2 separate regions of the Homo sapiens genome follow, and region 2 is linked to region 1. A link is a contact called in ENCODE Hi-C or POLR2A ChIA-PET data. All regions are on one chromosome and are shown on one strand. Each heading gives the region's core, a stretch centred on a gene start or an enhancer-like site at or near the end of the contact. The rest is flanking DNA. Distances are from core to core; before and after follow the strand shown.

Region 1 (6,050 bases), core at 2,240-4,739:
AGGACAAGGCAGGAGGATCACTTGAAGCCAGGAGTTCACGACCAGCCTGGGCAACATAGCAAGACCCCATCTCTACAAAAAATTAACAAATAAAAAATTAGCTGGGCATGGTGGCATGTGACTGTGGTCCCAGCTGCTCAGGAGGCTGAGGCAGGAGGATCGCTTGAGCCAGGAGTTCAAGGTTACAGTGAGCTGGCTGTGCCACTGCACTCCAGCCTGGGCAATAGGTGTTGCCCTGGAAAGCAAGGTCCTGGAGAGTGAGACCCTGTCTCTTTAAAAAAAAAAAAAAGAAAAGAAAATTATTGGTACTTAACTCATAAGTGACTTTGAGGATCAGATGAGAAAAGCTGTGTAAAATAAAGCACTTGGCAAGTGTGGGGTGCATCAGAAGCACCCAATGACATGTGAGCTCTCATTATGATTACAGCGTGTCCCAATGTGCCTATTGCACAGTCAGCCGGACAGGTGATGGTTCTTACCTTTGTCACTCTTTTCCCAGTTTCTGCCCTCACCGAGGGGCCAAGTGACAGAGACTCACAGGGATCCTGGTGTCTATGCCCCACCTGCCCGCAGGGCCTGAGCTGCTCGAGGCAAGGCTTGGGATTCTAGGCTGGGCAGGTCTTTTTTTTTTCCTCTCTTCCCTTTTCCCTGCAATGCTCTTGTTTCAGCCTCAAACTGCGTTCCCAGAGCTTGCTCAAAACTCCCCAGAGCGACCCTCCCTGGGGAGGAAGTGGGGAGCGTGTGAGGTTGGTGAACTCAGCTGGGGTGTCAAGGGGGTGGGAGGGCACTCTGGGAACAGAGGCCCAGGGAAGCTGTGCGACAAAGGGGACATGGAAAGGGCCACGCAAGGGCTCCCACAGCTTCCCCAGATGCCTCTTCAGACCTTTGCTCTCTCCCTGCTTCTGCTGTTCCTCCCATGGTTGGGCTTTGCTATGGCCCCAGCCCCATGCTAATAATAGAAATGGCAGCCATTTATCATAGGTTTATGATGTGCCTGGAAATATGCTCGCACTTGACATCTGCCTCATTTGACCTTCACAAACAAGGCTGTGAGGTCGGAAACAGGCTCAGAGAGGTGAAGACACCGGCTTTAGATCACACAGCCAGGAAGTGCTAGAGGCGAGATTCAAACACAGGTCTGCATGACTCCAAGGCCTGTGTCTTTTCTTTCCAGACATGTGGTGGAAACCCTACGGCCCTGGAGCCCAAGGAGAGCAACGGCTGTAACAAGTGCACAGGTTTGAGTGCGCTGAGACAGGGGAACCGTGGGCAAAGAGGTCCCTCCAGAAAGAGCTGGGTGTGAGCATGGGTTCGTGAGCTTGCCTGGAGCCCTGGCCTCAGCCCTCTCTCACTGAGGTGCCATCTGGCTCGCAGATGTGGCCCATTCCCAGCCCCTCGTGTTTCTTGGAAATGAGAAAGTCCAGGAAAGGGCACAGGGGCTTTCGCAACGACCGTGGCGATGATAGCTTTGACGTGTGGTCATCCAGCCGGCCACTGCCCACACCCAAGAGAAAGCTGGATTGAGCATCAGGAGCCTGGGTTCAAGTCTGCCTCTCAAGCTGTTCCACAGGTGACCCTGGGCAAATCGCACAGGCTCCTGGAACTTCAGAAAGGGGAAGAATTATTCCTGCCTCTGGCGACATCAGCGAATGTGCCTTGAGTTACGGGAGTGTTTTGAAGGCTGAAAGCTTTGTGTACACGGAAGGGGTCAAAGACAGCCACAAGCCTGTCCCTTTGGTCTTGGTCATCATGTTAACCCCAGGTTTCGATTTAATCCTACATGCTCCTTTCTTATGTGTGAGGCTGAGGTGGGGGCATTGGTCAGAGGAGCCTCTGGGAAATTTCCTTTCAGGACAGTTCTTTTGTTAAGGGGCCTGGGTGTGCTGAGAAGGGAAGGTGGCTCCTCCTGCTCTTGGAGCTTGGAGTTTCTCACAAGCTCTCCCTTAAAAGCCAGGCAGGCCAAGAAGGGATAATGGCTGCTCAGGGCCCAAGGGGCAGGATCTCTGAGGCCCGGAAGATCTCAGTAGGTTTAGCCCAAGAGTATCCAGAAGTGGCCCAGGCCCATTCTCCATCCCTCAGAGCCTGGCAGCCTGGTCAGGACCCTCAAAGGCCATGACCGTACCCGTAGGGCACCCTGGTGTCCTTCTGACAGGTGGGATCTTTGTTTCTTACAGGCAAGGGCGCTAGCTGGTGGGAGCCACCCCGCCATGCTGATGTCAGAGAAGCAAGAACTCTGGAGAAGCAGCCTCCTGGGACCAGAGGAGGGCCAGCAGCAGGCAGCCCGGAGACAGAACTGTGAGCCCACCCCACCTCCACCCTTCCGGCACCCACATCCGCTCCCCACCCCAGCCCACCTGCAGGTGGCTCCTGGAGTATCCTGGGTCCCTCAGGATAAACTCCCCACCCTAACCTCAGAATGACCAAGAAACTGGGCCTGAGGATGACAAGAAGCAGAATGGGCCTTGGTAAAGGAAGACCCCCCACTGATTGGTGGCAGTGCGGGCAGTTCAGGGCTGTCAGCGTCTGGGTTGTAGGTAAAAAGAAATGGAACCCAAGAAGGGAAATCCAACTAGGAGCCAAGAATCCGGTCTACCCCATCCTCCTTACGAAATAGCAATGCAAAGCCCGTGTGATTTGGACATAAAGCCTCTGTTACTCAACTTGATTCGGTGAATAACAGACTTGAAAGAAATGTGGAAAATAATAGTAATCTTCCCTAGAAAGGAGTAAACAGGGTTGAGCTCCCAAAGCAGGAAGACCTGGGGCTGTGTGATCTTGGACGAGTCACTCAACCTCTCTGAGCCTAGTGATAAAGAGCCAGCTCATAGGGCTTTGAGAGGATTTGTGAGGTTGGGCTGGTGTCCCCAGGCACAGCCCTTGGCACATAGTGAAACTCAAGAAAACAGAGCAGTTTTTACCATTCATCACATTATTCCCACACTTGCCAATTTTTTAAGTTCATGCACATGGTGGAACAGGTAGGGTGAGGTGCCAGCTCCATAAGATGAGTGGAGAAACTGAGGCCTGGAGAGGTGAAAGCATTCACTCAGAGTTGCATGTAGAGTCAGTTGCAAAGGAGAATTCTGGCACCAGTTCTCATGTGGATGGAAAAAGTGCAGGAAGATTTGGAGGTGAGCAGAGGAGAAGGGAGGAGGAGGCCGGGTTCCAGGAAAGGAGCTGACATCCAGGGATGTGGGACAAGGCCCAGGCCTGTCTTACATAACATGGTCCACCTGTTCACCCCTGCAGGCCCCACAAATGTGTGCAAACGTGCACCCCGGCACAGCGCACACCCAGTCCTCCCTCACTGGCAAATAAGCCACAGAGACTGGGTTTAAACAAATTGGATTAGGAGGGCTACAGGCGCCTCCTCCCCCCGACTGTCCGGCTCCGACACTAAACAGACCTGCAGAACTGCCAGCTGTGGTCTCTCGGACACACTGACAGTCGGTCCTTGGCTCCCTCACCCCACCCGTGGGCCTCAGGAAGGGGGTTGGGGTCTGAGAGGATGCCACAGTGATGGATGGGGTGAGGGAGGTTCCAGGGCTAGCTCAACAGCGCACAGGATGTTAGTGCTTTTGCGAGGCACATTTCCGAGCTGTTCCCAGACCCGCCCCCACTTCCCCCCTCACCCTCCCCTCCGGCAGCCTCTCCCATGGCCACTGCTGCGGGCTGTGAGCAGAGCCCCGTCCTTGAGCAGATTGACCTCATCTTTCAGTCCTGCAGCTGGGCTGAGCGGGGAGTCAGCTCAGAAGACACTGGCCTGGGGATGAGACTCGGGGCATGCTTCAGAGGGAAGAAAGAGCTTCTGAACAGACAATGCTGTCTTAAAGGTGGCATCTTGGTGCTTTCTCATGCCTTGTTTTCTTTCATCCTCAGAATGTGTCTGGGGGTGAGAGGACGGGTGTGACTGCTGAAACTTCCTTTCTTGGTGATTCCACATCACTCCTTTCTGATCCCTGAGCCTGTGCCACGCCCTGTGTGATGTGCCGGGGACACCAGGGTGAATACTTACAGGCCCTGTTCCCCTTCCTTCATGAAACAGCCTCCTTCGGGCTGGGTCACTGGGCACTGGGGCCTCCCTGGTCTTCCAGGATTGCAACTTCACAGAATCCCTTTTCCATAAGGCACATGAAAGTGACTGTGACCCGCAACGGGAGCCTTGACAACCAGCCAATTCAGAACACAGACCTTGACATCGGAAGGCCCCGAGTTCAAATCCTGCCTTGCTCCCTTTCAGCTGGAAAGCTGTGGTCAAATTACTTAGCCTCTCCAAGCCAGTTTTCCCTTCTGCAAAATGAGGTTACACAAGCTGCCACCTCACAGAATGAGTGTGAGAATTAATTCTTATTTTCCACACCCTCATTTGACAGGGGGAGAAACAGAAGCCCAGAGAGGGAAAGGGCTTGGTTAGGATCACACCATGAGTTGGGGGTTAAGTCAGGATGGGGTAGGTCCCCTCTTTCTCTGGGTGTTCCTCTCCCCCATCCCTTATCTCAACATAAATCCTCCCCAGTTGCCCAGGTTGTCCAGGCGATTCCTGGCACACGTCCTGGGGCCTGCCCTCCACCTTTAGCCCTGCTCTGGCTTCTGCAGCAGCAGAGTCCTGGGTGACCAGCAGTGGCCCCTGGCCCTCTGAGTGGTGGTGGAGGGTGGGGGTGCACTGCAGCAAGCTCCCAGCCCAGAGCAGCCTGGCCATATAAGGGAAGGAGCTCAGGGAGGCCTCCTGGCTCAGGCCTGGCGAGAAAACCCAGACAGCCACTGTTTATTTTCTCCTCCCCAGCTCACCCACGCCTCTCCAAGCCTCCCAACAGAAGACAGAGGTCCCCCACAGCCAGAGACATTTCCTGAAGACATGGGGAACACAGAGGCAGAAACAGCCCATCCACCCAGGAGCTGTCCCCCACACTGCCGGGAGCCGGCACCCAGAGCCGCCAGGTAAAACTGAGGCCACCTGGTTCAACATCACCTTTCACAGAAGGGGAAGCAGCCACAGAAAGAAGGGCCTCGTTAAGAAGTGGAACCTGGGACCCCCAAGCGGTGTCTCTCATCCTGACTGGGGATCCAGAGTAGGAGGGAGCCTTTGGTGGGGTAAGTGGAATGGGGCGGGGTGGGGGGTGGCCATAGACCCCTCTTCTCAGTAAGGCCCTCATGTGAAGGAGGCAGGGGTTGGGACAAGTGCTAAGTATGCAAGACTCAAGGGAAGAGCTGCTGGAGCCAGGAGAAGCACCTCCCTCCCGGCCCCTCTGCCCCTCCTCATAGCCCAGCTGCACTGACTCCTCCTCCAGGAAGCCTTCTCAGCTTCCCCAGGGGTGGGAACCTTTTTGTCCTCCAGGTGTGCTTGGCTGTCCTTTCTTGGGCTCTCTCTCTCTCTCTCTCCTCATCCCACTTGAGTCTGCCCCCTATTCACCTTGTGAGGGGAATTTTCCTTCTACTCAATCTGACCGAGGTCCTCCAGGTCAAGGACAGCGAGGCTCTCAGTCCCACTTCCCCTTGGCACATAGAAGAGGCAGTGCGCTGAAGGGACAGGTGAAATGATTAGACCCTGCCCCCAAACCAAGGCCTGGCCAATTGGACAGGGCATGAGACATTCAGCGTAGAGGTTAAAACGAGGGCCCTGGGTTAGGAACCCCAGCTCAGTTCTCAGCTCTGTACCCTTGGAAAATTCCCTTCCCATGGAGCTTTGTGGATGCACAAGGACTTGCACAAAGAAAACATTCAATATCCAGGACTATAAAATTCCACAAATGATTGTGCTTATTACATTCATTATCACGATGATTATTCCAGACACAAAGGAACAGAACGAGGCACCAACAGCAAGGGGCAAGCAGATTCAAGGGCCACAGAGGAGATGGAGGCAAACACCTTCCCCTGGTCAGAGGCTGTGCCTCAGCCCTTCTCCCTGCATCAGTTTCTCCTTCAGAAGCATGGGACTACCTCCCATCTAGTTCTCGTTTCTAAACCTAGGGGAGATGCTATCTTTGCTGCAATAATCTTAGCCTACATCTTGGAATGGAAATGGCCTTGGTGGAAATGGTCTTCAACTC
Region 2 (6,050 bases), core at 2,198-4,697, 33 kb after region 1:
ATCAAGTGATGACTAAGGGATTTGTGGGGAATAGTGTCCCCTAAAAACTTAACGTCCATCAGAATCTGTGAATGTGACCTCATTTGGAAACAGAGTTTTGTAGATGTAATCCAATTAAAATTAGTTCATACTGGATTAGGGTGGGCCCTAAATCCAATGTGACTGGTGTCCTTACAAAAAGAGGGAAATTTGGTTGGATGTGGTGGTTCATACCTGTAATCCCAACACTTTGGGAAGCCGAGGACGGTGGATGGCTTGAGCCCAGGAGTTCAAGACTAGCCTGAGCAATGTAGAGAGACCCCATCTCAATAAAAAATAATAATAAATTAAAAACATAAAAGCCGAGGGAAATTTGGACACAGAGACAAAACACAAATATGCACAAAGAGAATTCCATGTAAAGATAGACTGAGATTGAGATAGGCAGAGATTGGAGTTCGCTGCCACAAACCAAGGAATGCCAGAAGCCACCAGCAGTTGGAAGAGGCCAGGAAGGATTCTCCCCAGAGCCTCTCGGGGGAGCGTGTCCCAGCTGACACCTTGATTTGGGACTTCTGGCCTCTGGAGTTGTGAAAGATATAAGTTTCTGTCTTAAGCCACCCAGTTGGAGGTGATTTGCTACAGCAATGCCAGCACACAAAAACAGGGGTATCCATAAAGCACAGGACTTGACGCCAGGCACAGCAGGACCTCAACAGAGGGAGCTGCCGCTGCTGCCTCTGGGGTTGCTATTGTTTCCCTCCGTCCTCCATCCCTGCCTCCCCCGAGACATACCAGTCTTCCTGACTCACAGCCCTAACACGTCCCTCCTCTCAGCCACTGGCCGGCACACGCCAACTGTGGAATCAGACAGTAGGACTAGACATGTGGGGCAGATGGCGGTCTCACAAAGGCTGGCTGAGACCAAGCCCAGAAAAAAGCAGTTTCCCCACAGTGGGAAAGACAAGGTGCGGCAGGACCCACAGCCACTGCCGAATGCTAGACTGTAAGCTCCGCGAGGGCAGGGGCCAGATCCACTTTGCACCCTCAGCAGCTGGCACAGGGCACAAGGCCTGACACTTAGCAGGACAAACTAAGTGCCCCGCACTGTTGTAAGTGTTCACATTTATCCCTCCCAGTGACCCCATGAGGAGCCATTACTACCCCCATTTTACAGCTGAGGAAACTGAGGCACAGAGAGCTCATATAACTTATCCAAGGTCACACCACTGCTAGGATTCATATCCGGGTGGCCTGGCTCCCAAGCCCAGGCTTTTATCTATTCACTGTCAATATTTATTGAAGTAATGAAAAGGCAAACCAGACTGCAGCTGTGAGAAATGTACGTGTTTTCTTAAGGTCAAAGTCCTACCCCCAAGACTAAGACCTGTTCCTAGACCTGGCACCTGAAGACAGGTGTCACAGGGAAGATGCCATGCTCTACCACAGTGGCTGGTCCCTGGCCCTCCGTGGCCCAGGAAATGCCCCCAGCATGAGTTCTAACTGAAGTCAGCTGTCACAGGAGGGAGCCCACTCCATGATCTCACAGGGAGCCAGGGCGGACTTGCCGTCCCCACTTGGAAGCTGAGGCCCAGTAGGTCTAGAGAGCAGGCCCCAGCCCTCGGCACAGGAAAAATCTCTTTGGCCAGAAATAGATTCAAGTGGCCAGGTGCTGTGACTCAAACCTGTATTCCTAGCTATTTGGGAGGCTGAGTCAGGAGGATCCCTTGAGCCCAGGAGTTTGAGACCAGCCTAGGCAAAAGAGCAAAACCCCTGTCTCTACAATAAGTAAATTTAGCTGGGTGTGGTGGCACAAGACCATAGTCCTAGCTACTTGGGAGGCTGAGGCAGGAGGATCACTTAAGCCCAGGAGTTCAAGGGCTGTAATCAGCTGCGATTTCACCACCGTACTCCAGCCTGGGCGACATAGTGAGAACTTGTCTTTAAAAAAGTAAATAAGGCTGGGTGCAGTGGCTCACGCCTATAATCTCAGCTCTTTGGGAGGCTGAGGCAGGCAGATCATGAGGTCCAAAGATCGAGAACATCCTGGCGAACATGGTGAAACCCTGTCTCTACTAAAAATACAAAAAATTAGCCAGGCGTGGTGGCACGAGCCTGTAGTCCCAGCTACTCGGGAGGCTGAGGCAAGGCAGGAGAATCGCTTAAACCTGGGAGGCAGAGGTTGCAGTGAGCCGAGATCGTGCCACTGCACTCCAGCCTGGGTGACAGAGCAAGACTCCGTCTCAAAAAATAAATAAATAAATAAATAAATAAATAAATAAATAAATAAATAGGCCTGGGGGCAGTGGTTCATGCCTGTTATCCCAGCACTTTGGGAGGCCAAGGCAGGTGGATCACTTGAGGCCAGGAGCTCAAGACCAGCCTGGCCAACATGGTGAGAGGCCATCTCTACTAAAAATACAAAAATTAGCCAGGCATGGTGGTGGGCGCCTGTAATCCCAGCTACTTGGGAGGCTAAGGCAAGAGAATTGCTTGAACCCGGGAGGTGGAGATTGCAGTGAGCCGAGATCTTGCCATTGCACTCCAGCCTGGATGACAGAGTGAGACTCTGTCTCAAAAAATATAATAATAAAAACTAAAAAGTAAATAAATAAATAAGGATTTTTTTTACAAAAAGAAACAGATTCAATGGGTAATGGGGAAACAATTATTGGTAAACTAGCCTATATTTCTTGCCTCCCACACCCTCACGCAAGGTGACTCCAGGGAGCTGGTCATGTCAGCTTCAGGAACTGGGGTGGGAGCCTCATCACTCTAGGGTGTATCATTACCCGCACTCAGCCTCTCTCCTCACTCTCTCCATTTTCATCTTACAGCTTCAGTTCTTGCTGCCAACTGTTCCACTCTTTGCCTTGAATTCACATTCCCGAAAAGAGGATCTACTTGTCCAGTTAATTTCCCACCAGGCTGCCTCAAAGCCTGGTGAATCAGCCTATAGATGGGGTTCCCACCCACGTCCAATCAGCTGTAGCTGGAGGTCGGGGGGCGGGGTGGGCTCTGTGGCACCAGCCTGGCAGCCTCTGAGAATGGGGCTATGGGACTGGTAGGCACACTGAGGCTGGCTTGGCCTGTGTGTAGCCTGAGGGTCATGCCTTCAACTGTCTCCTTCATGCTTCAGCTCCCTTTACAAAAACTGTAGAGCCCAGTTTTCTCTCATGAGCTCCCCTCAACCCCATGAAGGGCCTCTGACCCACAGGCTAGATCCAGGATGTCAATTCAAGACACAGGCCCCCACTGCTTGCTTCCCAGCCCACAGCCAGCATCACCAGTCGACAGTAGTACTCCCTCCCCTTCACTGAGCACAGATGCAGAATCGCTCTCAACAGCGCACTCCAGAAGCCGCTGCCAAGCTACTCCAGCTGACATGAAAGACCTAGGCCGAGGGAATGATCTCTAGGTTGTTTTGGCCACTGGCGTGGCCTGGGTGTGAGTCAGCGTTCCCCACCTGAGCAGAACACGCAGCCGGGGAGGATCTGTAACCAGTGGTCAGTGTCCTCAGGGACAGGTTCTAATTACGTATAACCCTCAGGATATGGTGAGGGGACGCCTGAGCCAAGGGCAAGGCTTGGGGTTGAACACTGACTCACTGGCTTAGAGTTTGAAGTTGGTCACTTGATCTCCTTTCATCTCTGTCTCTTCTGTGAGTCGAACAGGCAGCTTCTCCCACATCACAGAGGGACTCCTCACCACCTAACTGAGACCTGATCAGTGCTCTGAGAAGGTACCAAAGCATCAGCCCTGGGGAGGCACCCACTGTATCGAATGGGGACAACTATGCTTTAAGAAACAGCAGGGAACTGGGCATGGTGGCATGTGCCAGTAGTCCCAGCTATTCAGGAGAAGGAGGCAAGAGGCCAACTCAGGAGGATCACCCAGGAGGAGTTCAAGACTCCAGTAAGTTGTGATCACACCACTGTACTCCAGCCTGGGTGACAGAATAAGACCCCATTTAAGAAAGAAAGAGAGAGTTGGGGGGTGAGAGGTAAAATGAAGGAAGGAGAAAGAAAGAGAGAGAGAGAAAGAACAAAAGAAGAAAGAAAGAGAGAGGGAAAGAAAAGAAGGAGAAAGAAGGAAAGAAAGAAACGAAGGAAGGAAGGAAGGAGGCAGGAAGGAAGGGAGGAAAAAAGGAAGGAAAGAAGGAAGGAAGGAAGGGACTTCTCAGAGCCACGATGTGTTCAAGTGGTCAATCAACAAGAGCAGGACATAGTGAGCAGAGCTTCCCTTGAATTATTTGACTGATTTTGACATACAGACTACATAGGAGTAAAAAAAATCACCCACCTCTGGAAGCGGGCAGATAACAGAAATGAGAACAGAGATGAGGCAAGGGGACTGCAGATAAGAGGCGCTCTGAGAAGGAGCACAGGGCTAAGTCAGGCCAAGGGCCTGCAGTTCCCACTGAATTTTTCCATGAGCAAACACAGGCCTGGTACTGCCAGATTTTTCCATTTTTCTTTTTCTTCTTCTTTTTTTTTTTTTTCCTCGAGACAGAGTCTTGCTCTGTCACCCTGTCACCCAGGCTGGAGTGCAGTGGTGTGATCACAGCTGACTGCACCCTCGACCTCCCAGGGCTCAGGTGATCCTCCCACCTCAGCCTCCTGGGTAGCTGTGACCACAGGCACATGCCATCATGTCTGGCTAATTTTTGTGTATTTTTAGTAGAGATGGGCTTTTGCTATGCTGTCCAGGCTGGTCTTGGACTCCTGGGCTTAAGCAGTCAACCCACCTCAACCTCCCAAAGTGCTGGGATTACAGGCGTGAGCCACCACACCCAGCCTAGCATTTTCAATAAATCAGAATGTAAGCCAAGCAGCCACCAGAGGCTGACAAGCATATCTGTGGACTGGGAAACCTGCCTTAGAGACTGACCAGTGCAGGGCTTGGCGAGCCAGGGTCCCGGCACCAGACACACATCCCCCAGGCTGGGCAGGCCTTCAGTAAAGCCCACACCTGAGTGTATCAGAGGGTCTCAGGAGGGCCTGGTGGCAGGTGGAAGACACTGGCCAGGTAAGCACACGGCATCAGGCAGCGGAGTGGAGGAGGTGTCAACTGCCAGGGACCCATGACCTGGGGGGCCTCACAGGGCTGGGGCAATGCATTCTTTTTTTTTTTCTCTAAGACAGAGTCTCACTCTGTCGCCCAGGCTGGAGTGCAGTGGCGTGATCTCAGCTCCCTGCAACCTCCACCTCCCAGGTTCAAGCAATTCTCCTGCCTCAGCCTCCTAAGCAGCTAGGATTACAGGCATGCGCCACCACGCCCGGCTAATTTTTGTATTTTTAGTAGAGACGGGGTTTCACCATGTTGACCAGGCTGGTCTCGAACTCCTGACCTTGTGATCCACCCGCCTCGGCCTCCCAAAGGGCTGGGATTACAAATGCGAGCCACTGCACCTGGCTAATGCATTCTTAAAACTACAAAAGCATAAATTCCATCTTTGTCACTTGCCAATAGTAGCTACCTCTTAGAGGTGTAAGGACTAAATTGATAAAAGTGTATAGTGGTTGTTTGGTGTGGTGGCAGGTGCCTGTAGTCCCAGCTATTCAGGAGGCTGAGGCAAAAGGATCACTTGAGCCTGGGAGTTCAAATCCAGCCTGGGCAACATAGCCAGGCCCTCATCTCAGAAAACAAACAAAGTGTATGGAGGCTTCCCCCCACCATACCCAGAAATCACTCAATAAATACCTCTTGTAATTTGAGGTGGGAAAGAGAGTTCAGAATTTTACCACTGGACAGAAATAATATCTTAGTTTATACATGGGGGGACTGAAGCCTAGAGAGGCAAAGGGTCCCGTTCAAGTCCTGGATGAGCGAGGAGCAGGGCCCAGGTCTTCTGTCGAGTCCAGCCTCTCCTACCACACCCCATCTAAGGAATAAGCCAAAACACAGGAACAATGAGTCCTGGAAACCCCCATCTTTCTGGCACCCAGAAGGGCTTTGCTCCACATCAAGTGGGCAGATAAGTAGCTATTCAGAGCCCTGGGCATCCTCATAGCCCTGGCACTGGGTTACACCTTTGAGAAGAGACAGAGGCCCTGCCCTCCCACACATGA

The links. A loop is a pair of places that touch in the nucleus more often than their neighbours do. ChIA-PET counts read pairs that join two places held with the same protein, here RNA polymerase II (POLR2A).
Region 2: a loop to region 1 is called in a map of naive thymus-derived CD4-positive, alpha-beta T cell, with 2.5 times the contacts of the local background. The contact joins two enhancer-like sites. A Hi-C loop is called at or near these places in 1 of 168 maps with a recorded cell type or tissue (naive thymus-derived CD4-positive, alpha-beta T cell) and 1 of 37 single-sample maps with no recorded cell type. POLR2A ChIA-PET finds 5 or more read pairs at or near these places in 5 of 52 experiments (HEK293T, MCF 10A, T-cell and 2 more).

Annotation. Positions count from the first base shown.
Region 1 is chr5:149,419,307-149,425,356 of GRCh38, forward strand. CARMN (cardiac mesoderm enhancer-associated non-coding RNA) reads left to right here. Exons shown (of 5, transcript NR_105060.1): 2 at 2,175-2,295; 3 at 4,784-5,091. Among named protein-coding and RNA genes, the nearest start is that of MIR143, 6.6 kb to the right of the region's middle. RefSeq lists enhancers at 2,824-6,050, 2,875-3,666. Within about 2 kb of position 3,490, at least 17 of the 41 ENCODE cell types and tissues checked have a DNase peak (open chromatin) inside an H3K27ac peak, as active enhancers do.
Region 2 is chr5:149,452,649-149,458,698 of GRCh38, forward strand. No RefSeq gene overlaps it. Among named protein-coding and RNA genes, the nearest start is that of MIR145, 25 kb to the left of the region's middle. RefSeq lists an enhancer at 4,915-5,415. Within about 2 kb of position 3,448, at least 15 of the 41 ENCODE cell types and tissues checked have a DNase peak (open chromatin) inside an H3K27ac peak, as active enhancers do.